2 separate regions of the Homo sapiens genome follow, and region 1 is linked to region 2. The links are chromatin loops, found by intact Hi-C in ENCODE. Cell type or tissue: mammary epithelial cell. All regions are shown on one strand. Each heading gives the region's core, and the rest is flanking DNA. Links, peaks and the distances in the headings are about the cores only. Region 1 has its middle 110 kb from the start of LINC02344. Region 2 overlaps STARD13 (StAR related lipid transfer domain containing 13).

Region 1 (16,745 bases), core at 5,444-13,443, 210 kb before region 2:
AACATACAAAAACAAAAAACAAACTTCACCTGCATTTCCCCAAACGGCCATGCTTTCTTCTGCTCCTCTCTTTTGTACATGTTGTTTCCTCTCCCTGGAATTCCCCTCTCCCTGTGTTTTCCCAATGAGCATATTCTTCAACAGCCATCTTAAATATTACTATCTGTAAACCTCCCCTGATTCTCTACATGATGTCCACTACTTCTGCCTCTTGTGCAACCATTATGTCTTGTATATCTAAACAAAAAAGTTATGATCCTAAAGGACTATAAGATTGTAACCTTTTTGTTATAGAGCTGTCTTCTAGCCTAGACTATGATCTCATTCAGGCTCCATAACTAAATTTCAATAACACAACCAAAAAAGAAAACTTCAGGTTAATATCCCTAATGAACACAGATACAAAAATCCTCAACAAAAATAAGTGAGCCAAATTCAGCAGCACATTAAAAATATCATTCACCATAATCAAGTGGAATTCATTTTAGGGATGCAAGGATGGATCAACACAGGAAAATCATTAAACATGATATGTTAATAGAATGAAGGACAAAAATCATACTATCTCAATAGAAGTATTTGATAAAATTCAACATCTCTTCATAATAAAAACTCTCAACAAATTAGGTATAGAAGGAACATGCCTCAACATAATAAAGGCCATACATAACAAACTCACGGCCAACATCATTCTGAAAGGGAAAAAGCTGAAAGCTTTCTCTCTAAGATCTGAAACAAGACAAAGGTGCCCACTTTCACCACTTTTATTGAACATAGTCCTGGAAGTCCTAGCTAGAGTAATCAGGTAGAAGAAAGAAATAAAGGGAATCTAAATGGGAAGAGTAGAAATCAAGCTGTCCCTATTCGCAGATAGTATGATCTTTACATATAGAAAACCCCGTACTTCACACAAAAAAACTATTAGAACTGATAAATAAATTAAGCAAAGTTGCAAGATACAAAATCAACATACAAAATCAGTTGTATTTCTATATGCCAATAGTGAAGAACCTGAAAAAGAAATCAAGAAGGCAATACCATTTTCAATAGCTACAAAAAATTACCTAGGAATAAATTTAACTAACGAAGCAAAAGATAACTACAATTAAAACTACAAAAAAATTGAAGAAGACACAAAAAATAGAAAGTTATCCTGTGTTCATGAATTGCAATAATTTATATTGTTAAAATGTCCGTACTACTCAAAGCAATCTACAGTTTCAATGCAATTGCTAACAAATTACCAGTGACATTCTTCACAAAAATAGAAAAATCATTCTACAATTTTCATGAAACCACAAAAGATCCTGAATAGCCAAAGAAATATTGTGCAAAAAGAATAAACCTGGTGACATTAGACTACCTGACTTCAAAATATACTTCTAAGTGTTAGTAACCAAAACAACATGGTACTGCCATGAAAACAGACACATAGACTGATGGAACAGAATCAAAAATCCAGAAATAAATCCATGGATCTACAGCCAATTAATTTTTGACAAAGTTGCCAAAAATACAAAATGGGGAAAGGAATGTCTCTTCAATAAATAGTGTTAGGAAAACTGGTTAAACACATGCAGAAGAATGAAACTAGACCCTTTTCTCTCACCATAGACAAACATCAACTCAAGATGAATTAAAAACTTAAATGTAAGACCCAAAACTACAAAACTGCTAAAAGAGAAAACACAGGAGAAAATGTCCATGAAAAATATCCTACACCAGGATTTTTTTGGATAAAAACTTCAAAAGCATAGGCAACAAATGCAAGTATAGACAAATGGGATTACATCAACCTATTTTTTTTTTTTGGCACAGCATTTTAGGACAATAGAACAATTAACAAAGCAAAGAGACAGCATGCAGAGTGAGAGAATATATTTGCAAACTATGCATCTGATGAGGCGTTAATATCCAAAATATATAGGGAACTGAAACAACTCAACAACAACAACAAAAACTCAATTAAAAAATGGGCAAAAGGCCTGACTTTACATTTCTTAAGACATACAAATGGCCAAGAAATATATGAAAAAAAGCTCAACATTTTTAATCATCGGGGAAATGCAAATAGATATCACTTCATTCTGGTTAGAATGACTATTATCAAAAGGACAAACAGTAACAAATGTTGGTGAAGACGCGGAGAAAAGGGGACCCTTACACATTGGTAGGGGAAATGTAAATTAGTTCAGCCATTATGGAAAACAGTATGGCGGTGCCTCAAAAACATTAGAAATAGAACTACCCTGTACTCCAGCAATCCCACTACTGGGTATATATCCAAAGGAAATGATATCAATATGTCAAAGAGGTATTTGCACTCCTGTGTTTAGCACAGTACAATTCACAACAGCCAAGGTAAGTAAAGAACCTAAATCCCCTCAGTGGTTGAATGAGCTTAAAAATACAGTATATATACACAATGGAATACTATTCAGCCATAAAAAAAGAATATTTTGTCACTTGTGGCAACATGGATGAACCTGTTAAATTATATTGAGTGAAATAAGTCAGGAACATAAAGATGAATACTGCATGATGTCACTTATATGAAATCTAAAAAAGTTGTTCTCATTGAAGTAGAGAGTAGAATAGTGGTTACCAGAGGATGGGAAGTGTAGTGAGGAGGGAGAATAGGAGAATTAACAATAATGTATCATATTTCAAAAAAGCTAGAAGAGAGGGTTTTGAATGTACTCAGAAAAAGAAATGATAAATATTTAAGTGCTGGATACGCTATTATAATCTGATTTGCTCATAACACAATGAACACATATCGAAACATCACATATCCCATAAGTATGTACAATTATTATGTATCAATAAAAATTTAATAATAATAACGATAATTTAGTTTAAAGAAGAACTCAATTTTATTCTAATCTAGTCAGATTTTCAACAGCATACATAACCTCTTTCACTAACTTTAAGGTATTCTAAAAATTAATTGTGCTTATTATCTCAATCAGTTAATTCTGTATTGTAATAAATTCTGCATTTAATTGCTTTCTAATGGTGTTTATATATATATCTTATTTCTCTCTTATTTTCAGAATTAAAGAATTCTGAGGATAAAATTTGTTGGATTTTGAGCTAATTAACACTCCCATCTCTCCATTTCTCACAGATTAATCTATTGTCTTTTCAGTCTGAGCTTCTGTGTGTCTTATTGAGCATCTTAGAGCATACTATTTCTGTTATTACTATCTGGTAAATGTAATCATTAATTTTCAATCCTTCTAACAAAATCTAGTGAAAAGTCATATGACATATGTTTTATACTCTTGCACTGATGCTTCCAGATAAGCATGACATTTTCCAGAGGAACGTGTAAGGAAGTGGTAAGTTGGGGTTAATGAGAGTCAGAGTACAACTCAAGTCTAATGTCCAAGTTGGAGCAGGACACTCAGCAAAGGATCTAAAGGGAAGAACACAAAAAGTCTGAGCAAGTAGGAAAAGGGAAGCCCATACTTCAGTTTCATGGTTGGAAAAGAGCTAGCCAGAGGCAAGGAGAGCACCTGGAAGCCTACATCCCTGTCTAGGTGTTGCAGCAGCATCATGCTCAGCTGCTGGCTTGCACACAAGCTCGTGGAAGAACCTGTTTTGGATAGAAGGACTAGTAAGTATTTGCCTAGGGCACATAGTTGTACAAGAGACGGACGTTTTTAGGTCCTTGCGGTTTCTTGCATTTCCAGAAAACTTGCTTCAAATATTTTTCCAGATGCAAAATTCCTTGGATCCTTGTTTTAGAATGAATCTATTAACTAAACTGGATCCAGAAAAAGTCTATAATCAGTTTTGTTTTTCAGAAACTTCACATTAAATTTAATGAATTCCTTTCTTTGTTCATGTATTAATTTCTGGGACTTGGCCCAAATCCTGTATAAAATATACACAGAAAGAGAGAGAACAAGTAGCCTCTTTATGTAAACTAATCAAGAAGGAAATGAAGCCACCCAAATGTGGGCTATGCCATCTGTGATCTATGATAAATAACAAAACTACAGTCATGTTTTTTCCTTAAATGTTAACTGTAAAACATAGTCCTTTTTATTAGCACCAGATGTCAAGAATGCTTATTAAAATGCTATGGTTTATTAAATAGCATCATTTTAGACTCACTGAACTAGTAAAGACTCGTGTTTTTGCATTAGATTAAATGTCTAAAATTCTGTATTACTCCTTCTATTTCAAATACATGAACGCTAATATACATACACCAAAATTTATATTTAGAAACAGAGAGATTTATATATCATAGGTGAAACTGAAATATTTTTCAGTCCACAAAAGTGGATTTTCATTTTACTCTTATGTATAAAGTTTATTGAGATTTTTATATAGCAATGAAAATAAGCATGACATATCTCAGATCTATAGGAAATCAGGGAAGATTAAACAAAAATAAAAAGTATATTTAAAACTATATAATCTATCTTTTTTAGTGATTTTGGTTTTTTTTTTCTTTTTAGCTTTCATCACGTAGTCATATGTGAGGAAATTGTGATCATCCCTGTCTCTTCCCTCCTTCTAGCTAAGAGTCAGTATGGCCTTTTCTCGGCCTGAGTCAGGGAAAGAATAGCTTTGATAATTAGACAGAAATCACTATATAGAATTTTTGCAGAAATAGAAAGTTTTGGGAACTTTCCTGCAAGGCCATGCTTGCAATATTTTGAATTCAAATTTAAAGGGAATAGTGAGAATTTAGTATGGTAAATAAGGAACATTATATTTTCATTTTACTTCTTCATCAACTGATAGTTTGGTTAACCTCTTCTTTAAGACTGTCTTGTCAAAATGACTCTGCAATTACAGATTACAATGCTTTGAAATATTTTATTTTCTTTTTTTAAACCCTATACTTTTTATGTATAATTTGTACATGATCTATTGGGTAGCTAACATGAGGAGTGCTATAGTTTGGATGTTTGATTCCTCAAAACTCATGCTGAAATTTAATTTCAATGTTGGAGATGGGTGTCTAATGGGAGGTGTCTGGGTCACAGAGGCAGATCCCTCATGAATAGATTAAAACCCTCACTTGGGTTGAGGGGTGAGTGAGTTCTCACTTTATTAGTTCTTGTGAAAGCTGGTCGTTAAAAAGAGCCTGGCACCTGGCCCCTCTTCTGCTTCCTCTCTCTCCCTGTGATCTCTCTATATACAAATTCCCCTTCACCTTCAGCCAGGAGTGGAAATAGCCTGAGGCCCTTGCCCAGTTTTGAGCTGTTCGGGATACCAGAACTGTGAGCCAAATAAACATATATATATATTTATTTATATATATAGCCTCAGGTATTTCTTTGTAGCAACACGCAAACAAACTAAGACAAGGGTGATTTAGGAAAAGGTTATTTGAGATATAATTCACCTATAACAAAGTCAGCCATAAATTACTCGGGCCAAACTCAGTGTGTAATATATCCCATATACTTGTCTAAGGAAACTAACTTTCTAGTGGTAATCTAGTGATTAACCTTTTCTACTCATTGTTACTTAGACATTATCCAGTAATATTCAAATCAAGGTTACTACTGAATATAACCTATTGAGTTTGAAACCAGCAGGTGAGTTCTGAATAAAGTAAAGGGCAGATAATAAAATAGCTTCCATGTTTACATAAGAATTTATTTACTCTGGGATTTTTATCTACTGCTTTTGGTTTTAAAGGTTAACATGAGGGCATTAGGAAAAAATGGGCCCTTTGTTTTTCAGGAGCAGCAGGTGTTGAAACTGCTTTCTAGTTTGACTAGTACAATAGTAGTTAATTTATTCATTGACTTGATTGATCATTACAAGCCCTAAGGGACATAGCCTCCCAAAAAAAATTATCTGAATGTTTTTATGGTTACTTAGCGCAGTTCTGTATTTTAATCTGTCATATTTGGCTATGTGGGCAAAGGATACATTACTGGGTACATTTGTTTCAAAAAGCAATTGCATTTTATATCCAGCCTTATCATAAAATAAATACCTAAGATGTTTTTAGACTGTCTGCATGAACATGGATTTATAACTACTATGGCTTTGGAGGTATTACAAAATTAACACTTTCTGGGGGATCTCAGCAAATGAGGCAAATGACTTTTTGAAATTTTTTACTGTTACATTATAATCATTTTTGGAGACAGGATCTCACTCTGCCAGCCAGGCTGGAGTGCAGTGGTGGGAACACTGGCTCACTGCAGCCTCAACTTCTGGGGTTCAAGTGATCCTCCTGCCTCAGTCTCTCTAGTGGCTGGGATTACAGATGTAAGCTATCACACTGGCTAATTTTTTCTATTTTTTTTGTAGAGACAGGATCTCCTCATGTTTCCCAGGCTGATCTCAAACTCACTGCCTCAAGTAATCCTCCCACCTTGGCCTCCCAAAGTACTGGGATTACAGGCATGAGCCACTGCACCTGGCCTGCAAATTACCCTTAAATGTAACTCAAAGGAATTTACTGCTAATTAAGAAGGAACTGAAGCCACCCAAACATGGTTTATGCTATCTGTGGTCTGTGATAAATGGCAAAACTACAGTCATGTTTTTTCCATGAGAATTATCCATGAGATAATTCTAATAGTTATCCATGAATTATCCATGAGATAATTCTTACAGTTCTAGAGTTCTTGGATCTCCAATATAGACCACTTACCTGCTCCAAGCCACCTACACAACAGAAAGGGTTAAGCACCTAGCATAGTGCTAGAAATGTGTGTATCTATATACTGACTAAGCACTCGGCAAATGTTTAGTGAATACAATACCCAGAGAAAACCCACTGGTGGTCGAGAGACACGTGATCTAACTATACTGACATCAGTGAATAAGTGACATCATTTCACATCTGCTCCAAAGTGTACCCTTCCTTCATGTTTATAGAGCTAACTATAATCTCAGGATTATTAGGTGAGTATGAATAATTATCCCCCCAATAGGAGCAGTTTTCTAAAATTGTCTATCCATAAGTCACATTTTGGATTTTAGAGATATCTTCTTTTTTTTTTTTTTTTTTTTTTGAGACTGAGTCTCGCTCTGTTGCCCAGGCTGGAGTGCAGTGGCACAATCTCGGCTCAGCTCACTGCAGCCTCCATCTCCTGGGTCCAAATGATTCTCCTGCCTCAGCCTCCCAAGTAGCTGGGATTACAGGTGCACATCACCACGTCCAGCTAATTTTTGTATTTTCAGTAGAGACGGGGTTTCATCATGTTGGCCACGCTGGTCTTGAACTCCTGACCTAGTGATCCACCCACCTTGGCCTCCGAAAGTGCTGGGATTACAGGCGTGAGCCACCACACATGGCCGAGACATCCTCTTAATGTGTTATATTGCTAAGTTCTAAAGAGTTTCTATTTGGATTTCCAAACAGAGGGGTTTGAAGTAGGAAGCAGCAGGAGGTTCAATATACGGGGTTGCAATAGAGTGTGTGCTTCTAGTGTTTTTTTTTTGGGGGGGGGACCCTTTTTATTAATTGTTATGAAATTCACTTAACATAAAATTTATCATCCTAACCAATTTTTTTTTTTTTTTTGAGACAGAATCTCGCTTTGTTGCCCAGGCTAGAGTGCAGTGGCACTATCTTGGCTCACTGCAAGCTCCACCTCCTGGGTTCAAGGCATTCTCCTGCCTCAGCCTCCCGAGTAGCTGGAACTACAGGCACCTGCCACCACGCCTGGCTAATTTTTTGTATTTTTAGTAGAGACGGGTCTTCACCGTGTTAGCCAGGATGGTCTCATCTCCTGACCTTGTGATCCGCCCGCCTCGTCCTCCCAAAGTGCTGGGATTACAGGGGTGAGCCACTGCGCCCAGCCCATCCTAACCATTTTTAAGTGTACAGTTCAGTGGTATTAAGAACATTCAGATTGTTATGCAACCAACCCCACTGTCCATCTCCAGAACTCTTCATCTTGTAAAACTGAACTCTGTACCAATTAATCAATAACTCCCTATTCCTTCTTGCCCTGGCCCCTGGCATCCTGTGATTTTAAGTGAAGATTATTATGTTAAAATATTGCTATATAATCCATAAAGAAGAATATGTTCACCATCACATTTATGAATGTTTTACAATTAATATATTATGGAAAATGGGTGTTATGTATTCATTTTTTGCCTCATCAATTTTCCTGGGAAATGAGGGCCCCTATGCCTCTGCTTCTAATGTTTCATGTACTACTAAAATGGTAGATACATGAGGGGCTCATTTTTAATATCTCTAACATCTTTGAACTTCAGTAATATTTTTCAAATATTTTTCATTTTTCAAAACACTAACTTTTGTTGCTTTAATTTCAGATAATTAGTTTCTCCTTTTATCTCATCATGATACCTCGCACTTGAAATGTTCCTATTCTGTATACATTCATATATTCATCAAATTCAAACTCTGTTTACCTTTTAAATATTCTACATTTAGGACAAGATAATACTTGGCCATACTTTTGTCAAATATTCTCTCTGGAATTCCTATTTCAGTTGGGTTGCATTGATTTATTTTGAAATCAAGTAATCTGACTTTCAGTTATTGTGCCAAGGATTATTTATTATTATTATTATTAATGTATGAGTAGCTCTGTTAGCACTCCATCTCAAGGTGTGGCTGAGAAAGCATACTTCTGTGTTTTGTTTCCTTTTCAAGCCGTGAGGCTTAAATTTTTCGGCAGCAATTGCTCTTAGTTCGTAAGTGAGAATTTTTAAACAGCTGAAATGGAAGAATTCTACTGGGTTATTTCTAATTTACATGATTGTCAGAACATTATTGTATTTAGAGAATAATGCTTAATGTTTTATTATGTTCAAGTAACACAGCTTATTTTACTTTCTAAGTTTACTCTGTTTCTTATTCCAGGTCAAATAGTCATTAAATATATTTGCTTCCAGACCAAGTCAGAACCACTGATATTAGTTTAAAAATATGGAGGGATCTTTTCTCCTCTGTGTGTCACAAATGTCTGAAGTTGCACCATTTATTAAAATGAAATGAAGTTCTTTTATTGGTGTTTATTGTCAAATGATGTCCCTTTCATATGTGAATATCCTTGGGAAAAGTGGATCTTATTGTCACTTACCAACTCTTTTGTGGATTTGCTTTTTCCCGGGGCAAGTATGAGCACAGGCGTAGAATATAGGGAGAAACACAAACAATGGGATGGGAAGGAACTGTGGTATCAAGGACAAAGCTTTAACTGCATCATCATTTTGCCTCTTTCCTGACTGACTCTTGTAGAATACTGTGTACCTGATACTTTGAAAAAGTTAATAATCGTAAGCATCTGTTTTTCCGAATTTCCTTCACAATAATCAACCAATATTTACTGTATACCTTTTCTCTGCTACACTTGGGGCTCAGGACATCCCCTGAATTTTTGTACTTACTCCTCAAAGCAACCCCATTTTACTGATGAGGAAATGAGGCTTAGAGAAATGTGGTCACTTTTTTAAGGTCATATGGCTAGGAACTGTCTTTCTGATTGCTAAACATATTATCTTAACCACAAAACTGTATTTATTCTTAGAGTAATGAGGAATCATTGAAGGATTTTAAGAAGATTGAAGTGATCACATTGATTTTGAAGGAATCACACTGGCTGAGAATATAGATTGGAGAGAATTAAGACTAGAATCGGACTAAGAAGTTAGGAAACTATTGCAATTTTCTAGGTATTACCTGAATGTTGCCCAGGAGGTGGCAGCAGGGATGAAAAGAAGCAGATGGATTCAAGCAACATTTGGAAGTAGGCTTCAGCAGGATGTAGTGAGGACAGGAAGGAGTCATGGGTGATCTTTGAGTTTCTGATTTGAGCAAACAGGTAGATGGAAACACCATTCACCAAGACAGAGGGAACATAGACAGGGGATCTGTATGTGTGTGTGGACAAGGAGGTGGAGGAGGAGGTGGGAGGGGAGGAGAGGACGTTGAGTTTTGGACACAGAGTTTGAGGTGTCTGATGTGAAATGTCCAAAGGCAAATGTGCAATCAACAGTTTGTTCTTGGCCAGTCACGGTGGCTCATGCCTGTAATCCCAGCACTTTGAGAGGCCGAGGTGGGCGGATCACTTGAGTTCAGGAGTTCGAGACCAGCCTGGCCTTGGGTGACAGAGTGAGACTCTATCTTAAAAAAAAAAAAAAAAAAAAAAAAAATCGCTGTTTTCCTGGAGCTCAAGGAAAGAGACCTAAGTTGGAGATCTAAACCTGAAGGTTATCAGAATATGGATGGAAAGTACATGAGATCACCCTGGAAGAAGGTGCAAAGTGAGAAGGGAAGAAGGGCCAGCACCCATCCCTAACAAGACAAAATAAAACTTAAGTAAATGAAATCAGCATATAAGAAGGGCACAAGCAAAAGGAGAGCCCACCAAGAAAATGATACGGAACAAGCAGAGGGGTAGAAAAGACAGCAGGGACAGCATGGGATTCAGAAGGCCAGAAGGATAAAGTTGCAGAAGGAAGGAGTAGTCAGCTGAGTTAGGGCCTGTGATGTCACTGAGAGACACAGTGACGCAGGGCCTGGCTTTAGCACTAAGGAGACTATTGGTGGCACCAGGGCCCTGGAGCAGTGGATTAAAACTAGACTTTAGTCTTCTTCTCAGTTACTAAATAGACACATGGTATCATGTAAATCTTTTTTTTTTTTTTTTGCCTCGTTCTGTCGCCCAGGCTGGAGTGCAGTGACACGATCACGGTTCACTGCAACCTCTGCCTCCCAGGCTCAAGAGATCCTCCCACCTTAGCCTTCCAAGTAGCTGAGACTACAGGCACATGCCACCATGCTCGGCTAATTTTAAAATTTTTTTGTAGAGCAGGGTGTCTCGCTATGTTGCCCAGTCTGATTTCGAACTCCTCGGCTCAAGCCTGGAACTCCCACCTAGGCCTGCTGAATTGCTGGGATTACAGGCATGAGCCACTGCACAAGGCCTGTATTGTATAAATCTTTACTTAAGTCAGAGAAAAATACATTTAATGCGTCTTCCCCATGAATGAGTATTTTGATGACTTTTATGATTCCTGATGATTTGTGTAGTTCCTAAAATCATTCAATCTTCATGCCTCAGTTGGCATTTTATTTTCATTTCTGGAGGCCATTTGATTCTAATTTTACAATCTTATTTTTTGTCTCAAACTCAATATTCTTCACAAAAGTGGTATAATTTTGAGATATTAAGAGTGATACTGTTTTTTTACAGGTGCTCTCTGATAACAGACCCAAAGAAAGAGTGGGTAAGTCTCCCTGAGAAAATGTTTTCCTGTTTATGTATAAAAGTTGTTTGGAGAGCTTTGCCTCATCCCTATAAATTTAAACATGCCATAAGTGTTGCTGAATCATGGATGCAAAGTTGATGGATACAGTATGATGTTAAATCAGAATTTGACCTGCATTTTGAAAATTGGAAAAGTTCATTGGGTTTTCTCTGGTCCTCATGCAGCCATGCTGCTGAGTTTATCTCCATTTTGTAAAGTTGATTTTACACAGAAAGAAGTTGCTTTGCATAACCAGTCTTTATCTTGAAATGTACCTTGTAAGTTAAATAGGAATTAAATAAAAGATTGCACCTTTACTGAAACATCTGCTTCGAAGGTAAGGCCTCTTGAAAATAAGGCATATATGAGGGTAGTGGTTTATTTGTATAGCTTTTGTATTTGGAAATGTTCTGTATAAATCTGAATACTTGGCAGCTTTATTTGTGGAATCTTATTTTAATGACTATGTAAACTAACAGCTAACCAATCTTGAATCACCACTTCTTACCAACTCTTTAGCAGCTGTTGTTGTACTTTTCATTTGAATAGTCATTATGGATAAGACATTCTGAAATCTCCATATCAGTCCTCACTTCATACGGTCATTTACATGCTTATACATAGAAAGGAACCCCTTCAAAGCCCTTTATGTGATTCCACTGCATGTATTCTTCATATCTTGTAGATAGCGTATTGCTAGACTTGAAAGTTAACACTTTTCTCTGAGTTTATATCTTTAAAGCCCAATTTTGAAGTATCTTGTCAAATAATGCCTCTAAAAGCAATAGTCTGATGCTACCCTTATCTGCATTGGTGCCAGCATTATTTCCATTTTTATACACTCATTTTTCTATAATCTGCTGAGAACCAGTTTCAGTTCATTATTCAGACACCCAAGATCTCAGCTTCACTTATGCTTAGGATGAGCATTGGATCTCTGGGATATAGTCATCTGCTGTTCTTCAGCTCTTGGGGAGATTTGCAAGGAGGCCTTTACACTGGGCCTCCAGGCAAAAATGACTGGCTAGAACTTTGTCAGGAAAATGTCTTTAGTGAGTGTGCCGAACCTATCAGCTCTCCCACTAAACAACCAAGCAGAATTTGTTCTTGCCATTCTGAGAAATGCTTGTAGCATCAACTATGCATAATTTTTGTCCATGACCACTTTTATATTTGGGACTTCAACTATATATAACCCTCAACCACCTGGCAGCTAAGTGGGAAATAAGCACAGACCTCTTTTAAAATCATATGAATGTGTCCAAATAGTAAATTATGACATAAGTAGAACCCTCTGTGCTTCGTCTCTCTTGTTGAAATTCCAACTTGAATTAAAGGAGCTGATACTGCATTTACATCAGCAAAGAACGTGTTTCGCTTCAGAAATGACCAAAAAAGGGATTTACACTAATGAGCAGCCTGTGAAGCTTTTAGACAATCAAAGTATTTCCCCTGGAGAACTGATAACTAGAATAATAAGTCTATTTTCTTCATTTTATAAGTATATCCAACTTATTATAGCAAAAGAATATTTTTCACCATGTAAAAGTTACAATCAAGAAAGTAAGAAACAACCGTAGTTGACTTCTGGGTGGAAATGACAAGTACTTTTCTAACAAATTACATCTCTGTGAGGAAGTTCAGCCATGGAGGCTCTGAAGTGGTTTAATAGTCCTAGATTGGATGTGGAGCTTACCTGTGGGTCTTCAGGTATCGTGCATGAGAGTTCGGTCTACTACAGCCTGAATATTTCGCTGTTTAACCACTCTGTCATTCAGGGCTTCATTTGGCAGGGGAAAAAATCAAATAAGCAAGCAGGCCAGAAAATCTAGAAGACAGTCAAATCGATTTTCACATAAATATTTATGGAAAGCACTCTGGGAGAAGGAAATATTGGTGAAGTATATCTGAGAACAATTTTTCTGAACATGTAAATCAAAGGAGAATTATAGAAGCCTAATTCCAATTTCCATGCAGATACAAAGCAGTCCATAAGTTTGGGTTTTTTAATTACAGTCATCCCCCCTTTTTTAACCTCATCTTTCAAATTAAATCATTAATAATTTAAACTTTTGATGTTCATTCCTTTCTGCTGTTTGTAAAATGTAAAGTCAACTGCCCTCATTCCTAATTTGGCTTTCCATCATTGCTTCTTGATTGGAATGTCCAAGAGCTTTGCTCCGTTTTAGCAGAGATATGTAGCAGGACGAGCCGCAGGCAAAACTCCTCAGACACCAAGTTAAAGAAGGAAGGGGTTTATTCGGCCAGGGGCATCAGCAAGACTCCTGTCTCAAGAGCCGAGCTCCCTGAGTGAGCAATTCCTGTCCCTTTTAAGGGCTCACAACTCTAAGGAGGTGCATGTGAGAGGGTCGTGATCGATTGAGCAAGCAGGGGGTACACGTGACTGGGGGCTGCATGCACCGGTAACTAGATTGGAACAAAACAGGATAGGGATTTTCACAGTGCTTTTCTATACAATGTCTGTAATCTATAGATAACATAACCGATTAGGTTAGGGGTCAATCTTTAATTACCAGGCCCAGGGTGTGGCACTGGGCTGTCTGCTTGTGGATTTCATTTCTGCCTTTTAATTTTTACTTTTTCTTTCTTTGGAGGCAGAAATTGGGCATAAGACAATATGAGGGGTGGTCTCCTCCCTTAACAGAATATGGTAGTCAGACTGAAGGGGCCCCTCCATATACAAAGATGGAAGGCGGAATGTGACGTATAGTAGGAGGATATGACCCTGACCCACTGTTGACCCTTGTGAGGTGATTTTTTTCTTGTGTTCCAAAACTGCCTGATTCACATTTTCCTCTGGTCTCAGTCACTGATGGGGGTAAAATGTGAAACCCAAAGTAAAAGAGATTCCAGCAGAAAAGCACAGGCACAATAAGGTGGTTTAAAGGCCAGTCATTATTGCTTTCACTACAGATTAAGAGAGAATGCCACTCTTTTCTAGGCAGTTTAAGCTGTCCACTGGGACCAAAAGATCTCAGCCTAGTGATGAAAGAAACATCTACTGTAGCAACAGTGGGATAATTCCTCCCAGTTTATGCCTATTATGCTGTGGCCTTTATTAGATAAAAATTCACAACAGAAATGAATGTTATATATTATACTATAGTTTGCTTAATGGAATGAAAAATTAATTTATTTTTGAAGAGTAAATATATACCTAAATATACACATACTATAAAATTAACCCAAGTAGTGATGGTTGACTTAATTTGCTTTTTAATTCCTCTTTTCATTGTATGTATTATCATTTCTTTAAATGTGTCAATAGGAGACTACAGCCAAATTACTGTGTTCTTCACTGTCAAGAATATTTGAATCTCACATTGATGTACCATTCTTAGTGCACAACATACTATTCATTTAAAGATTGTAAAAAAATTTTCTTTGGTTTAGAAAACAATTTTAAAACCTAAGGAAAATAAAATCACATCTGAAGAAATCATATATTTTTTTCTCTGAGTAATGTCACTAGGGCAATAGGGACAACTCTTCTTAGAACAGTTTCAAAAGACGCTTCACGGACATAGCTATTCAACCTTCCTCCAAGAGCTATAATTACTTCCCACCTTCTCAGCTTCATTGTGTTATGGCGTTTTGTTAGGCACATTATCAAGAATAGAAGGATCTGTCAGGAACAGAATTTCACAAGAGTTAGAAGTATAGAGTATGTAGGAAATCAAAAGTACTAGCCAAATCCAATTATTATGAAGAAAATCATGTACTATATGGAGTGTACCTATTCTTCTGTTTCACTAGAATTTAATTGTAGTGACAAATATCTGAGCCGAAGAGATTTTTGGTACCCTTTATCAATTCCAATATGAAATTATAACTTCAATTTAGTTAATTAAGTGTCTGTTGAACATTATTATGTCCCTTGCACTGTGCAAGGCATTAGCAATACAAAGATAAAGTGAGATAAAATTATCCCTCCTTCAAGAAGCTTGCCTAAATTAAATTATCTCTCTAGATTTTTCCAGTGAAACCAGAGCCTTTCAAAAAGTAAATTTATAACTATTTCATGAAATTTATAGTAATTTAGTAAGATTTTTAAATTGTGATTTCCTATGGCTATATATGTAGAGAGATAATTACCATTCTGTAGTAATACAGCCACATGAGGCAAAAAGAAAGCATCAAAGTGTGCCAAGAAGAACCTTAGTTTTATTTGATTTTAATTAGTGGGAATCTCTATCTTGAAATGCAAGTGCCACATAAAGCTTAAGAGCTTTATAAATCTAGTTAAAATACAATCTTTCCCTCCATAGTTGAGATATATCAGCTTATTCCCTTGAAAGTTATTCTGAGTACTTAGTTTTAGCTCTTGCAAGCTGCCAACTTAAATACAGATAGGGAAAAGGAGAGTGTTTTCTATCCACCATTCCTACCTCTCGCAGTGGAATTCATGGACTTCTTCCGGGCAAAGTTCCCCAAACATCTACTGAAGAGCCTTGAGTAGCAGAGAAGTCAAGGAACCTGCCCTACTAACAAATATGAAATTTATATTTGGCCTTAAGATTTCAGGTGACTTCAGCATTGCTGTCCCATAACTTAGCTTGGCTGTCTCCTTCTCTTGAAACCTAAATGCCACCTGTTTTAAAAATCCTTCTCTGCTCACTCTAGCTAAAGAAGTTGACTCTTTCCCCAACTAGTTTCTATGGCTGCAATCTCTATTTCTTCAGAGCACTTGTCAGAACTTATAGTTTCCTTCCTTCCTTCCTTCCTTCCTTCCTTCCTTCCTTCCTTCCTTCCTTCTTTCCTTCCCTCCCTTCCTTTCTTCCTTTCCAATAGGCTAGAAAGTCCATGTCTTGTTCACTATTTTATCCCTTGCTCCCAATAGACTGCTGCCATACAACAGGTGCTCAAAAACATTTGCTGACTAAATGAACTCCTAAACAATAGCTGTTATATTAATAAAGTTAAGTGCCACCAAGAAACGTATATGCAGCAGGAAGATCTCGTGTTTATCTGGTGGCTTTGTGGCCCTCTTTGCACATTGCCGAATACCCCAGTTTGAAGAGAGTAATTCCAAGATACTAGAGGAATACAGATCCGTATTGACTGAGAGCTTTCATGAGCCAAGAAAGCATTATGAGACTTTGACATTCTTTATGTATATTCATTAATTCAGTCCTCAAAACAACCCTATATCATTGGAAGTATCGTCCTCACTTTATATGTATAAAACAGTAAGGGTCAAAAATGTTAATTTGCTCAATAAGTGTATAAGTTGGAACTTAAATCTCGTTCTGTTTGATTTCTTTTTCTTTCTTTCTTTTTTTTTTTTTTTTTTTTTGAGACAGAGTCTTGCTCTATCATCCAGGCTGGAGTGCAGTGGAATGATCTAGGTTCACTGCAACCTCCACCCCCTGGGTTCAAGCGATTCTTCTGCCTCAGCCTCCTGAGTGGCTGGGATTACAGGTGCACACCACCATGCCCAGCTAATTTTTGAATTTTTAGCAGAGATGGGGTTTCGCCATGTTGGCCAGGCTGGTCTTGAA
Region 2 (16,745 bases), core at 2,927-10,926:
CGAACCCAGGGAACTCCTCGCACCTGGTCCTTCCTTATTCCTCTCCACAGAAACACTAACAAGGCGTTTGAGGAGGGTCCTGCTTGCTACCAAGTCAGAAGAGAATGCAAATCAGATTCCTGCCAAAGATTTTGGATCATGCCTTACTGGCCAGCCATAAATTCTGTCTTCTGAAAGGAATGATATGATTCATTCTCAGCAATCTGAAGCATTCAATAATAGAGTGATTCAATCTTCAAAAATCAAAAGGCACTTCGGGTTCCCCAAAATGCCCAAGAGAAAGCACAAATTACTCACGATTTGTAATAAAAACAGTACGTTTTCATAATTTTAAGAGGCTAGAATGAGCTTTAAGAGAGCAAGATATATGCATTATGTATTTATGTAAACTGATTTGGGGGGTGGATTTTTTGCCCCCAGTTGGGTCATTTCTGTACCTTCTCATTCAAACTGTGAGATTAGCCTGATGTTCATTTACCAACGGAACATCCACCTGCCCAAGCACACCTGCTGCTCTTAGGACATAAGCTGCTAATGCAATGTTTCTTAAATGTGCACATGCATTAGAATCACCTGGAGGCCTGGCCAAAGCACAGATCACTGTGCCCCACCCACAGAGTTTCCGATTTAGGAAGTCTGGAGGGGACCCAAGAATTTGCATTTGGAGCAATTTCTCATGTCAGAGGTTTCCAGACTTCCTTGGCTCCTGGTGTCCTCAAGGCCTCAGTAGTTTTTGCACAGTGCCCTTCGACAGGGCTACCAGACTTTTCTGGTAACTCTGTTTCTAGGCCAAAAGAAATACCTAACAGTTGCATTTATTAAGTACATAGACCGAAACACCTGGAGAAGTATTTATGTCCTAACAACTTAGCAGCTATTTTTAAAAACACCCTTAAATTGAAAGAAAAATAATATTTTATTTCATTAATAATAACCACAATTACTTAATAATGAGATGTCTGCACTGGCTGGACACTGCACAGTTTCTCAAACCTGGGAATCAGATGGGTTATTGCCAGCCTTATTTTCTGTTCCACATTGATTTTCACATAGCACCTGCTTTTTATCACAGCATCTGCCAAAAATCCAGCTAGATATGGCCTCATGGAAAGGAATGTTGTTGACAGGACCTCATGTTGAAAGCAGGAACTACTTTGGACTAGTAGTTTGCTCAGTGTCTGACAGATGTCCAGTGTTGCTTGTGAGCCTCTCAAGAATTTAAAAAATATCCCAAGCCTCCTGTGTGAGTTTGCTACAGTGCCCCAGAGTGCCCTGGTGCACATTTGGGGAACTGGGGACTCAAGCATTCCTGATGCTAGTTTGAAGACGCCACTTTGAAAACCACTGTACTAATGGCTTCAAGAGACCAGAGGAAGGAGTTTTCTGAACATTTTTACATTTTCTGTGATAATACATAAGATCCTTAAAATATTGAACAGGAAGAAATGCAGATAAAAACATACAAATTCACCACTAATGACTTTTTATTTCTATAGCAGAAGAACTGGATATGGAAGAAATCAGAGAAGGAATAAAGATATCAGAAGGAGTTGTATGCCATCATTGTTATGAATAGTTTACAAAGCAATTTTTTACAACCTTCTAAAGTCATAACTAATTAAACCTGGCAATCCCAGTGAGCCAGGTAACAATTATTTTCCATGCTTTACACACAGGAAACTGATATATAAGATTAGGTGACTTGCCTCAGGCCAAAGAGAGGTAGATTTGTTGGAGGCAGAATGCTAAAATCACAGTATTTTTGCTTTCATCAAAAAAAGTTATAAGAAACTAGACTAACATTTCATAACATTAAAAAAGTCCCTCAAACTTCATAGTTAATTTTCACGAAAATCATGTAAGGTGGATGAACATTGAGTAGCACCATTTTACTAATGAGAACTCCATGGCCAGTTGCGGCCTTGTGCAAGGGGAATGTCAGTGAAGCATTTGAGAGAGCCCATGAGTGGAAGAGAGCAGATGGCATGATGAGTGTGAAGACACAGAGTTACAGGAAGAGGAAGGCTGGTTCTTACCTTTGAAAATAGCTGGGACTCTGTTCCTGTATCCTCAGGAGCATTTTCTCAAAAGAACAAAATTCAAAGTCACTTGAGGACAAAGGGGCAGAAAACTCAGCTTATGACCAGAAAAGCGGGTACCAGTCAGTAGTTCTCCATCTCGAGGGGTAGATGTTCTGCATCTGTTTGATGAAATCATTACTTCACTGGGGGCTGGAACCAAGAGGTTCAAGAGGGTCTATTCAGACACAGCCAGTCTGGCATATTTTTCTATTTGTACGTATGCTATAAGCCACATATGTACACAGATATGATCATACATATCTTTGGCTCATCCACAGTGCCTGGGACAGTGAGGGCCTGGTGCATTTGATGCAGGATTTTTCTTGGCCCCTTCAACAGACTCATAGAAGGGGCACCCCACCTATTCGGTCTGCCATGCTCAACCCCTTGCAGGAGGGAGCACGTGAGCAAGCAAGTGCAAGATCCGGCTGGCTGCTCCGGCTGCTGACACAGGAGCAACTTCTGTGCAGGGCCTGCATCCAGACCAGGTGTGTCACCTTGAGGGGAATGCAGCAACACCCAGGTAAGGATGACTGCAACCCTAAGCCCCAGAGGGGGTGTTACAGTGCTCCTTTAGTTCTGCCATCTGCAGACTTGTATTAACAGCTCAGTTGGCCCCTTGCCTCATCGTGTGGGGTGGCTGCTCTGCCAACAAGGGCAAAGGGCTGGTGTTACAGCCTTTCTGAGTACCTGCACTTGATGGGTCCTGAGCTCTTGTCCAGCATCCAAGACAAAGGAGATCATGTGAACAACTGAAGGATGGTGAAGGCAGAGAATTTTTATTAAGGGCTGAAAATGGCTCTGGGTGGAGAGGAGAACTGGAGAAGGGACAGGAAGGGCAGGTCGTCTTCCCTGAAGTCAGGTTGTCCCTCTCCCTGCAGTCAGGCTGTCGTCTCCTCTAATGACTGAGTCTGGGGTCTTTATAAGCACAGGATGGGGAGTGCATACTGATTGGTTTGTGAGTATGCAAAAAAGGTTAAAGCGAAGATACCACTCAAAGGTGGGCCTGACAGTGTAGAAAACCAATTAGGAAAGGGTAGGTATATGTAAAATAGATGAAGGGTGGGGATCCATCAGAGGAAAGCACACCAAACAGGAAGACAAGCTCTCAGTCCAATCCGAGGATTTAACTTGTAGCTTGACTTTCAGGCTTTAAACTCTCTTTGGCTTGGAGTTGGGGTTTCACCCAGTACCTGCCCCTATCTGCTGAGGCATTTGGCTGCCTCCTGTCGCTATCACATTGAGCAGTGCTTGATATGTTACTGAAGTGCCAGGGGTTTGGTCTAGGTCTTGCTGTTCTCAGCACAGAATGTCAATCACTGAGACAACAAGTATTGCCAGAGAAGAAGGCTTTAATCAGGTGTTGCAGCCAAGGAGAATGGGAGATTTAGTCTCAAATCCATCTCAGTAATGGACTAAAATTGGGAGGTTTATACAGGAAAACAGGGAATTAGGGAGGAACAAGGAAGCAATCATGATGAATGAGGGGTCTTGTATCTCATTGTCTGGATGTAGTGATTGAGTGAGTTTCATTCCCTTGAGTGAGGGTTGATTTCCTGAGGAAGGCACTCAGAATAGACAAGTGTAAGTTTCTAGTTTTAATTCAGAGGGTCAATTTCTATGTTTATTCAAAAACATTCAAATATCATTTCTATGGGACAATTGGGCTGGTTTCAGATACACGTCGTCAAAGTTTTTGGAGCATGACTGCAAGATTCTGGAGGAGAAGAGAAGAGATGAGAGATTATAAATTGAGTGATTGTGTTTTCACCTGTCCTGGGATATATAAGATTTAATACACTAACCAGTGATCTAGATGACTAAACAGAGTACAGTATCCCTCTGTATCTGAGGGTTCTTCCCCACTTGTGAGTCAACAAATCCCAGATAAAAATATTTGAAAAAAAATTAAAAATAAAAGAATAACCGTACAACAATAAAAGAAATTTTTAAATACAAGAATTATTTACATAGCTTATTTATTTATTTATTTAATTTTGAAGACAGAGTCTTGCTCTGTCACCAAGGCTGGAGTGCAGTGGCGTGATCTCGGCTCACTGCAACCTCCACCTCCCGGGTTCAAGTGATCCTCCTGCTTCAGCCTACCAAGTAGCTGGGATTACAGGCACACACCACCATGCCCAACTAATTTTTGTATTTTTAGTATAGACAGGGTTTCACCATGTTGGCCAGGCTGGCCTCGAACTCCTGACCTAAGGTGATCCACCCATCTTGGCCTCCCAAAGTGCTTGGATTACAGGCATGAGCCACCATGCCTGGCCTATTTACATAGCATTTACATTGAAGCAAGTATTACATGTAATCTAAAGATGATTTAAAATATATGCGGGATGTGCTCGGTTACATGCAAATACTATGCCATTTTATATCAGGGACTTGAGCATCTGCAGATTTTAGAATGGGTGAGGGGAGCCTGGAACCAATCCCCTGTGGATACCAAGGGATGACCCTATATACTAAAATGACACTGAATCATGAAACTGTTAAAATCTTTAAAGTTTCAGGTAAACCTTAGTCATCTGGAAAAGTTATGGGAATGCCCCGGACCTGCAGTCAGAAACAGAGACTGCAGTTTGTGCCCCAGCTTTCTCCCTGCTGGCCATGTGACCAAGGCCATTCTTTAACAGTTAGTTTTCTAAGATGTGGGTCTAAATAGAGCTCCAAAGTGAGATGGTAAATGTGAACGCATGCCACAAGTTTTTATTATGTTACCTTCAACTCAAGATGATGCGCATGGCCCAAACCACAACTCCCCCAAATCTGCCCCTCCTCCAGTCCCTCATTCATAATGTAGGGTTCTCTAATGCCCTAGCCTGCAGGGCAGTGAGGCCAGCCTGAGTAAGCCCTCATGTGTGTTATAGGAGTCCCAGGACTACGAAGCACCAGAGCTCATACCCAGTCTAAAGAAAGCCACTCAGCCACCACCCATGTGCCAGGCCTGAGCCTCGTCTCCCTGGTGCCTTGTGCAATGTATGGCACAGTGAGAGCCTGGCCCTGCTGTCCTGAAAATCTTCACCCTGTCCAGGGCCTTATGCACCGATGGCTGCCAAGTCAGCAGCTTGAGGGCCTGACCAGCCCCTCATCTCCACTCCCAGCCCATTGCCATTGAGACTTTCTTCACTGTGTCTCACCCTTGAGATAAACTTGAAGTTACAACTGTCCTTTATCACTCACTCAGCCAACTGAGGAGTGTCCTGAGATGCAGGACTTTAAGTTTTAAAACTGGGATGGTAGGTCATCCTATATATAGCCCAACTTAAACTCTATCTCCTTCTAAGCTAGTGTCCCAATCTCTCCAGTTGGAAATAAGTATTATTTTCTCTCTTCTTTATATGCCCACAACATTCTGACTATGCCCGTATCTTGGCACTTCACAGGTATTAGAGTTCTTTCCCAAGTGTTTCTGCTTCCTTCACCAGGTTCTTAGCATCTTGCAGTTATGGTTCTTCCATCCTCCTCAGTGCCTCGCTGGCACTTTGCACATCAGGGGTACTTAAGAGTACTTTGCATAAACTGAACAAATTAATCATTCAAACATAAAATGAGTAAAGACCGACCTTACGTGTCATAATGGACTAAGTAAACAGTGTTTTAGAAGAGATAATGTGATTCTCAGATGAATCAACATGAGGATAACAGGAAATAGGCTGAGATTTCAGCAAAAGAGAATTCTTGTGCATCAGAAAGCAGCCCTTGACCGGAAAGGGTGATGAAAAAAAGTGGATATAGCTTACAAAAGAAGATTATGAAAGCTCCACTCTCAAAATCATTCAGCAGTATCCCAGCATTCATGAATGTTTGTTTAAAATGAAGATTTTTCTGAAATAAAGGGCTGGGCAAAGTAATGTTGGAGGCAGTGTTCAGGCAGGCTGCCTCCAGGAAACCCAGGGTGCCAGGATGAGTATTCTCCCTATTTCTACCAGAGCAGCCACGCCTCTTCTTCTTTCTAACCAAGGTAGGATGTGCATGTACTGGCTTTTTCCTGTCCAAGTTGTGGCTGTTTAGGTTTAGAAGTCAAGAGCGTGACAGTAAAACTAACTAGCTGCAGATGATGATCTTATGTTGCAGCTGAATACTTTTCCAATACAAGATTTATCTGGGGACATAAGACTCAGTGAATTACCATTTGCCATGGTCTTCACTGGAGAACGATGGCTACAATCTCCTTCTTCCCCATGTGGACTGACCATCTGCTCCCAATAATTGCAAATTCGCTTCCAGGCCTCATAATGTCTCCCTGTGTTCTTGCTTGTCTTTGAAATGCCTCAGGCAACTGCTCTTCTCTCCAATGGAGCAGCCACAACAGCTGTGGGATTCACTAGGGTTTGTCTCTGCTCCATTTCTGGCAGCAGGCAACCACCACTAAGCCACTCTCCAAAAAAGCCTGCAAATTGTGAACCCATTAAGGTTTAACTCCTGGGGGACAACAAAGAGAGCTGCCTTTGAATGTGAGCTCTGTGTGCCTCACTGAGGCTTCTGGCACAGGGGCTTGTCCTCAGGGCCAGGGTGATGCGTAGGGAAAGTTACAAGCTTCTGAGGGAATATTTTCACAGGTTTTCCAAACAAAGGGTTCTTTCTTCCAACCCCATACAACTCTCTTCTGATTGCTAATTAACCAAAGCTAGTGAAAAACAGGCCATTTCTGTAAATAGACTAGAAGTAGTGTGTGTGTGTGGTGTGTGTGCACGCGTGCACTCGCGTGTCCATGCCTGGCACGGGTGATGTGACTTTTAGTATTTTTCGTCTTTGTTTGTGTTTGTTCAAGCAGACCATGAAATGAATGAAAGTCTGTTTTGAGTTCGACAAGAGATAAAGGGATGTTACAGGGCATCTTGTCCTTCTGGTAATTTTTCCAGTGCTCACGCAGTCTTGCGGTTGTCCTGGCAAATCGAATATGTTAAGTGTTTTGCTTTAAGTTGCCCTCTTTCCTCTTAAGTTGAGAGTTTCCACAGTCTTCACCATAGGGTCGGTTTTGGTCTGTGTCATCTCAGTGTCCTGGCCGTATCTCAACTGTCTTCCCCTGTTTACTTCCATGGAGTCGCTATTTAGGAAGTCCCTTTTCAGCCCATCTGCCTTAAATCACTGCATTGTTTACTTTCCCACCAAGGAGTTTTCCCTCCGTTGGTTGCATGCCTTTTAGATTGAGTATGCATTTGAAGATCTAGAAGCCCATACAGGCTGCTGGCAATTTTTATTCAGGCTGCTTCACCACTTGGTGCAGTCTTCCACCTAGTCAAAGCCTGCCAGAGTCTGCTGGCCTTTTGGAATGGTTGCTGAAGTCTTCAAAGCCCTACTTCTTTTAACTTTGCTTTTGTGGTTACATATGAGTAGTTTCATAAGTTTTGCAATTTGGTATCTTGGAGTTTTGAAACAATGTTGCATTTTGATTATTTTATCCACAATTATGATACTTACTGTGAGGTTACGTACCAATTAGATCCTTGTCTTACTCGTGTCTAATCAATATTTCTTATTTGTTTTAATTCTGGCCTTTTTGGTTATCAGACTCTACGTGATGGGGGAAAAAAGCTCTTCACAGGCCTCTAGTGGACATGTAGTGGAACTGCAGAAATCTTGTATTCGAAGGTGTAAAACTGTGGTGTGACCCATGTCCGAATTAGCAATCACAAACATGTTATTCATTTAGTATTTAATTTAAAGATAAATAGTATGCTTGGAAGCAAGGAAGATAGGGATACTGGTGGAATCAAACTCTTGGTTGACTAACCACAGAATATGACCAGGTTGTCCACTGTCGCCTGTTGTCCTCTGAACTGAGTTTCTTTCACTAAGGAGTCCACACAGTCTCTGTTTTATAACAGGAGCTCAATTTTAACTTCCAAAAAAAAAACACTGTAAATGAACTGTACTCTTAATTCATTTTTTATCAATGATTTTTATGAAGAATGCCTGATATTTTAATAGATTCATAGTTTAAATAAGAAACAATCAGTATGAATGTTTCTTCTCAAAAGAGTTGAAAATAATATGTCTCTATAAAGAAATACATGGGGGAGTAATGTGGTCCAGAGGCAACCTCAGCCTTCGCCAGAGGCTGCAATCCACCAGAATCCACTGGGGCTCCCTCCCAGCCTTCAGTGATTTTCCATGAGCACTCCATGTACTCTTCATGCTTCTGTGCCATGCTTTTATGTTGCCTTTGCCTGAAATAACTCCTCCCTTCCACCACTTCCCCACCTGGCAAAATTCTTCATGTCCTTACAAATCCAAGTCAAATGTTCTTTTTTATTTGCATCTCCCTTCCCCCACCACGCAACTGTTAAAAACTGCTCTGCGTTGTTTCGTTTTACGATCGCACATTCAATCTATCATTATGTTCATTTGTAAAGGGCCTGTCTCTTTCTTCTGATGGGCTTTGAGCTTCTCACATGTTGTCAGGATGGTGTTGTGCTTTGCAGTATTCTCCTCATCACTTTAACCTCAGTACCTGACACAGCTCCTGGCATCTAGTAAAGACTTTTTCAATTAACTGATACTCCTTATGGTGCTTGTCCTAGGAAAAAATGGGAGTGAGGGAAGTGTGCCTCATTTTGTCTTTGGTATCTAGGTTTGCATCCAGCATCTTGCCTCCCTGTTGTACCCCCTCCATAGTCATGTCCAAGTTAAAGTGGTCCTAATACCCTAAATTACCTTTTTCAGGGTATTTGGAGTATAAACCTTATCTCAAATTTAAAATGAAATGCTTTGCCCTAGTGTTAAACAAGAACAGGAATTTCAAGCAATTAGGCTGATGAGAGAGTAGTTTGGGGGAATGGAATGCCTAGCTCTAAATATAGAGTTAATGACTGTCTCTTTTCCCTAAGAATTGGACTAGCTTCACTATTTGTAGAGGAAGTTTCCATGCCTCCTTTTAGATTTAACTTACAAAGTATTTTCAAGGTATTGATATGGAAAGTAGTTCTGGAACAAATTAGGTATCTGTTTAAATCCACATATGGTTGAACTACCTGGGATCGTATTTTAGCTATCTATGAGGACATTGAGATTCTGATGAGTCCATCACTGCCAGCAGACCTTGAACTAAGATAGAAAAGACTAACGATGGAACTTTAAGGGAATGGCTTTATGGCTAGAGATCTGATGTTACTTCACATCAGAGGGCTGAGCAAAGCTCGCAGGTTGTAGATGAGACCAATTCAAAGCAACTGGTCACTGAGGCATTTTGTTATGGCCATTTAAAGGTTAGGAATGAAGTTTGCTTTGCTGAAAACACTCAGTTTGGTTTTGCTTAATTTTCTCTGGGGCAGAGGTTCTTAATCTGGTGACTTCTCTTTAAAACTTCAGAAATTATAAGAACGAATGAATATACATATGCCATATGTTTAATGGAGAGAAATGTGTTAAGATCCCTAAAAATCTTTAAAAACAGTTAAGAAGTACTGTTTTAAGAGAAAGATAGATGTTTTATAGTATGAGTCAAGTTAATAGACTTTTTACCTAAACATCGCTTGGACTAGCCTGAATATTACATTTTCATTTATTGTCCAATTGTCTGTTTATGAAATGTTCTTATCTGAATAATAGAAGTAAATTTGAGGCCGGGTGTGGTGGCCCATGCCTGTAATCCCAGCACTTTGGGAGGTCGAGGTGGGCAGATCACCTGAGATCAGGAGTTCAAGACCAGCCTGGCCAACATGGTGAAACCCTGTCTCTACTAAAAATAAAAAAATTAGCGAGGTGTGGTGATGCATGACTATAATCCCAGCTACTCAGGAGGCCAAGGCAGCAGAATCACTTGAACTCAGGAGGTGGAGGTTGCAGTGAACCATGATCGTGCCACTGAACTCCAGCCTGGGCGACAAAACAATATTCATCTAAAAAAAAAAAAAAAAAAAGAACTAAATTTGAAAGCTATTGTTCAAGTATCCTAACACTTATGGCAATAGCTGGCAGTAGACTTTTACTAAAGACTTCCTGTACTTTTATGAGCCAAAAATGAAGGAATGATTAGTTGGGGCAAAAGAACAACTTATTTATAAAAAAATGAAAAAGCACAAATAAAGTTTGTCTCTAAGAAGAAACTGCTTGGAGCTTGCATTAGTTTGCTCAGGCTGCCGTAACAAAATGCCATAGACTGAGTGGCTTAAACAACAGAAATTTGTTTTCTCACAGTTCTGGAGGATGGAAGTCTGATATCAGCATGCCAGCATGGTTGGGTTCTGGTGAGGGCTCTATGCCTGGCTTGCAGATGGCCGCCTTCTTGCTGTGCCCTCACATGGTGGAGGGAGGGCAAGCTCTCTGATGTCTCTTCTTATAAGGACTTAACTAACCCCATCATGAGGGCCCTACCTCATCTAACCCTAATTACCTCCAAAAGATCCCATCTTTAAGGATGCAGTCACACTGGGGATTAAGGCTTTAACATATGAATTTGAGGAGGAGACACACTTCAGTCCATATCAGAGCTTAATCCATTTGGTGCAAGTGTTACTTCAGTTATGTAGTTTTCTAAATTTGTAATTAAATGTTACTATTAGAAGGAAATCACATATTAATACGAAGAGTTGTTTTTTTTTTAATTAAGGAAAAGATTTAAAGAGCACAAAGCAGTATTTTATGAAACATAAAAAATATATCAAAGATCATTGTGCCAAGGAAATGAGAAAGCTAGGTGTTTAATACCTCTACGTTTATGATACAGTGATACTTCGCTTATCCAAAATTCTGCTCTGTGGTAGCATGAGCTATACAGAAAAGACCTAAAAACAAGCAGCATAAATATTATGTACCAAAGCTCTTCTGTTTTATTCATAGGACAGTTCCTGGCATCTTTACAACTAGGTTTATTTACTCTTACTTTACACGTAATCCTAACAAGCTTTGTTTCTAGGACTTTAGAGAATTAAAAAATAAAAGTTAGAAGGAACAGGGGGACTGCAGATGTACAGACGGCGGCCAGAAGTGGTGACTGACTTGTTGATAGCAATAGAGGAGAAGAAAATAACTGTAAAAAACCAGTCTGGCTCAAAGACCCTGCACAGCTGCCTGAGGTCAGGAATGGCCCTATTTCCCATGTATTTCCCAGTTTCTGGCATAGCACTTGGTATATGTTTGTTGAATGAATGAATGTTTTATTTGGTACCAAGAACATCACAGTACAGTGTCTGATATTCATAATGTTGATCTTCAGTGATTAAGAATATATTAAATTATTTATGTATATTCCGTTTAGAAAGAAAGAAATATATCTATTTTTAAAATATTGTCATCCAAAAAAGTTATTTTTTTTTAAGTTCAGATATTCTAATGTTATATTTTTAGGTACACACACACACACAAAATCCTGTTATCCTGAAATACCTCATTCCTGAAATATTCAGGTTTTACTGTCATTTGTTCCTGAAAAGAACGGGATGATGTAGGCAACTGTCCAACTGCTGAATCAAAGGTCGGTTATGCTTAGAAAAGCATAGTTACGAGAGGAAAATGTACAAAGATGGTGATGTTTTACATCTCATTTGTGTTCTAGTCAATATTGCTGATGTTGTTTTCTGAAGGAACAGAGACCCATTCAAACTGGCTGAAGTACTAATGGTGGATGTAGTAGTCAATTAGCTATTGACAAAATATTCTAATGTAACTCTTTTTGGCATGTGGTGAGATTATATTTCCTCTTTGATATGAGGCATGGCTATGTGACTAGCTTTGGCTGCTGAAATGTGAGTAGAAGTTACATGAATCACATCCAGGTAGAAGATTTAAAAGCCAGTGTGTGACTGCCATGTTTCCTTCCTGTAACTGTGGTGAGACTGTTGAGATGAAGTCTCCATCACGCTGTGTCCTTGAGGGAGTAATATGGGCTGAGCCTCACTGCCAACCCTTAGTGGCCACAAAGAGTGATAAGTACACTTGTGTTGTATGAAGCTGCTGAGACTTGGGAGCTATTTGTTACTGAAGCATAACTTAGCCTATCCTGACTAATACAGACTTTATTGTAAAGATACAGTACTATTCCCCAAATCTAAGACTAGGAAAGAAAATACAGCTGGGGCTTGTGGCAACTGAAATGAAATCCTGAAAAGATGAGAGCATTATCTCCATCCTATGGCTACCTGGTGTTTCCTACCTTTGTTTCTCCCCTCAAGTTGTGTATTACTCTTAACTAGTCAAGCTGCTTTCTCAGCCTGCACATTATCAAGTGTAACTGCTCTCTTTTCTCCCTACCAGGGATTCAAACTGTTTTGGGTCACCCAATTCAGGTTCCCCAGAGTAGGAATCTATTGGCTCAATCAAGCCTATATTAGGGCCTCTTGGATCAGGTGTCCTCCCCTACTGTAATCAACTGTGGCCATCACTCACCAAACCTGTGATCTAGGGAATTCCTAAAGCTAGGGAGAATAATGGTTAATATTTAGTGATCATTTAATATGTAGTAGGCACTGTTCTAAGTGCTTACATGTGTGAACTTATTTGCTCTGGCAACCACCATATGACATAAATATTATTATTATTATTCTCATTTTATAAATGTACAAACTGAAGCACAAAGAAACTAAGTAAATTGCTCAGGGCATACTTACAAGATAGAGGCAGGATTTGAACACAAGGCAGTGTGGCTCCAGAGCCCACACTTTTAACTACTATACATAGAATTATATATATATATATATTGAGATGGAGTTTTGCTCTTGTTGCCCAGGCTGGACTGCAGTGGCACAATCTCAGCTCACTGCAACCTCCACCTCCCAGGTTCAAGCAATTCTCCTGCCTCAGCCTCCCGAGTAGCTGGGATTACAGGCACCCACCACCTCACCTGGCTAATTTTTGTATGTTTAGTAGAGATGGGGTTTCACTGCATTGGCCAGGCTGGTCTCGAACTCCTGACATCAGGTGATCCACCCACCTCGGCCTCCCAAAGTGCTGGGATTACAGGCATGAGCCACCGTGCCTGGCCATAATTGTATTTTTAAGTGTATTTCGCCTATACAACCAGAAGTGTCTTACATATGAGCTTCTAAAATGTCTCCAGGTTGCTTTCAGTTTTGTTTTATGACAGCAGTGTAAAAACATCATTCTTGAAGGACCAAAGTGGGACTTCTCTATAACCATGTATTGCCTGAGCTGTTGTCCTCAGATAACTCATTAACATCTTTCTCCAGACTCTCAGACCTGCCAGCACAGGCTGGGTAATCTAGGACAAGTTGGATGACTTCCACCAAAGTTGTTCAGCTGACTATCAGATCTTAACTAAATTAACAGGTGGTCTGTTTTCAGAAATGAAATTCTTCAGTGATCCTGAGTAGCAGATGGATTCCTAACCCTTCTTTTCCTTTGAAAGTTATCGTATTTACCAATCACTTAATTTATCAGCACTTCACAGGCCAGTGGTCCAACAAGAAATTAATCCAGTCTTAGGAAAAGTCAGCCTGGGAACAAATAAGAATTACAGCAGTTAGTCACGAGGACATGTTTCTTCTGTTCTCTCTGTGACATTATTTGTTACAAAAAGGAATTTTGAACATTTTGCTGGTTGCTGAACATTTCAAATGGCTGAGAATCTTTAGGGCCTTGCCATTTACACATTATGTGCATAGAACATATAGCTATCTTATTTCTTCTTCATCTCTAACATAGAGGGCTGTGAAGAAAAAGAAAAATGGAAACCCAGGAGAAGTAGACATGATGTGTGTCGTAGGAAAAGGCAACAGAAGGTGCTTTGGGAAATGTTGTCTATCTGCTAATATTATATATTGGATGCTTATGTAGATTGCACAGGTTCTGGAATTCAGAAGGCCCCAGAGCTTGGCTTAATGTTCTGCTGTTGCTGTCTTGAAATTATTAATAATTTGTAAAATTGTAGCAAAATACACATAACATAAAGTTTGCCATCTCCATCACTTTTAAGTGTACAGTGCAGTAGTGTTAAATCTATTCACATTCTTTTGCAATCAATCTCCAGATCTTTTTTCACCTTGCAAAACTGAAACTCTATGCCCATTAAACAACTCTCCAATCTCCATTCCGCAACCTCTGGCACCCACCATCTGACTTTGTTTCAATGAGTTTGACTTCTCTAGGTACCTCATGCAGTGTATCTTCCTGTGACTGGTATTTTTCACTTAGCCTAATGTTCTCAAGCTTCACTCATGTCGCAGCATAGGTCAGAATGCCCCTTTTTTTTTTGAGATGGAGTCTCGCTCTGTTGCCAGGCTGGAGTGCAGTGGTGTGATCTCGGCTCACTGCAACCTCTACCTCCCGGGTTCAAGCAGTTCTCCTGTCTCAGCCTCCTGAGTAGCTAGGACTGCAGGTGTGCACCACCACACCCAGCTAATTTTTATATTTTTAGTTGAGACAGGGTTTCACCATGTTGGCCAGGATGGTCTCGATCTCTTGACCTTGTGATCTGTCTGCCTTGGCTCCCCAAAGTGCTGGGATTACAGGTGGGAGCCACCGCACCCAGCCTAATGCCCTTGCTTTTTAAAGCTGAGTAATATTTCATTGTATGTATATACCACATTTTTTTATCCATTCATCTGATGGGTACTTGGGTTGCTTCTACCTTTTGGGTATTGAGAATAATGCTGCTATGAATGTGAATGTACAAATATCTCTTTGAGACAGAAGTTATCAATAATTTTTTGGCAAGAGGCCTGTGTTTTCATTTTGCACTGGGATCCACAAGTCTTATAGCCAGTCCTGCATGGAGGAATGGGACGAGAGTTAGCTGGAGACCCAAGGAGGAGCTGAGTTGGCCGAACAGAGGAACAGGAGGAGGGATCCACTCAGATGATCAGCAGGAACCCAACTCAGAGGGAAGAGGGGGATGCATGTCAAAGTAAGACTGATGCTTTTGCGCTACTGTCAGTTTGCAGTTCTCATAAGTTGCAAAAGTTTATGATGATGTTAGTCTGCCTTAAAAAGCAAGGAAATGTTTACCGTGCTACAACATGGGTGAAGCTTGAGGACATTATACTAAGTGAAATAAGCCAATCACAAATGGACAAACACTTACATGAGGCACCTGGAGAAGTCAAACTTATAGAGACAGAAAATCCAACAGTGGTTTCCAGGGGCTGGCGAATAGGGAAAGGGGGAGTTGTTGTTCAGTGGATACAGTTTCAGTTTTGCAAGATGAAAAAGTTCTGGAGATTGGTTGCATAAATATATATTTAATGCTACTGAAATGTACACTTTAAAATTGTTAACATGGTACAATTTTTGTTAGGTTTATTTCACCACAATTTTTTTTTAAGTTGATGACGAGTGTTTTCATTTCAGTAGTCCATCTACTACTGAATACTCTTCCAGGGCTTATCTATATGGATATGGGGGTAAGTTAACTATTGTAATGAATGTAAGGACTATTGTGAACTCCTCTAACTGCTCCAACGATATTCAGTAAATCTCTCATCTGTTCTTGCAGTTCTCTATAACTTTGTATCCCTCCATTCATTTTATAGAAGGCAAACATTTTCTGTTAATATAAAAATGCTATTCTTTTGTTGTTCTGAATTATGGAAACAATTAATGACATAGTGTAATCCATTAGAATCAGAACCTGGATGACTTTCAGTCAACTGTTTTCTAGAGATATCAAATATTAAATGCAGCCTTTATTTTATTTATTTATTTATTTTTTGAGATGGAATCTTGCTCTGTTGCCCAGGCTGGAGTGTAGTGGCACAATCTTGGCTCACTGCAACCTCCGCCTCCCAGGTTCAAACAATTCTTCTGCCTCAGCCTCCCAAGTGGCTGGGACTACAGGCACCCGCCACCACACCCGGCTAATTTTTTGTATTTTTAGTAGAGACGAGGTTTCACTATGTTGGCCAGGCTGGTCTCGAACTCCTGACCTCATGATCCACCTGCCTCAGCCTCCCAAAGTGCTGGGATTACAGGCGTGAGCCACCACGCCTGGCCTAAATGCAGTCATTTTTATAAGGGATCATCTTCACCCTTATAGCTAATATTCATTGTCTACAACCAGCTGATACTCATTCTCTAGAATCTAAAATAATAAATAATTAGAGTTATTTCCATGAATTTCAGATCAATGTGTTTCATGACCCTGAGGAAATTCATTCCCTTATTATTGTGTAAAGTTTTCTAGCCATTCAGTTTGCTATATCAGCTAGTTTTCACATGTGTTCTCCATTTGTATGATTCAGGTGTTTTATATTTGAATGCCTATTATGTGCCAGCAGTGCTCTACCCACTGAAGATATATCAATGTCCAAAACAGAAAAACATCCCTGCCTCATCAAGTTTTTAATCCAGGAAAAGACAGGCATTAAAGCCAAAAAGTGAGCAACCAGTGTGAAGGTGAAATGTGCTGTGGAAGAAAAAAGTTAAAGCAGGAACAGGCGTCTGATTGTAACTTTTTGATAAGGTGCTGTGGGTATATCATGGAAAAGCGTTCCTCTACCCATCAGTATTTCAGTCTGGAATCTGCAGTTGTCTATTTTTATACTTTTCTTCTCTTTTCTTCTTTCTTTCTTTCTTTCTTTTTTTTTTTTTGTTTGTTTTTAGAGACAGGATTTTGCTTTGTCGCCCATGGTGGAGTACAGTGGCGTGATCATAGCTCACTGCAACCTTGAACTCCTGGGCTCAAGATCCTCCTGCCTTGGCCTCCCAAGTAGCTAGGACTACAGGCATGCACCACCGTGCCCAGGGGTCTTGCTA

What was found. Peaks named below come from ENCODE experiments on the same cell type or tissue, not always from the same donor. Only the 100,000 strongest peaks of a DNase experiment are listed, where the experiment ranks them.
Region 1: a loop joins it to region 2, with 25 times the contacts of the local background. A loop is called at or near these places in 14 of 110 quality-filtered maps.

Annotation. Positions count from the first base shown.
Region 1 is chr13:33,434,148-33,450,892 of GRCh38, reverse strand. It overlaps a transcript of STARD13 not described here. Among named protein-coding and RNA genes, the nearest start is that of LINC02344, 110 kb to the right of the region's middle. In mammary epithelial cell, for the core only: a CTCF peak has its summit at 9,668 (motif pointing right); no DNase peak of the experiment used is centred there.
Region 2 is chr13:33,219,649-33,236,393 of GRCh38, reverse strand. The region is part of intron 1 of STARD13 (StAR related lipid transfer domain containing 13); the gene reads left to right. Among named protein-coding and RNA genes, the nearest start is that of STARD13-AS, 50 kb to the left of the region's middle. In mammary epithelial cell, for the core only: a CTCF peak has its summit at 7,651 (motif pointing left); no DNase peak of the experiment used is centred there; H3K27ac peaks cover 1,761 bases.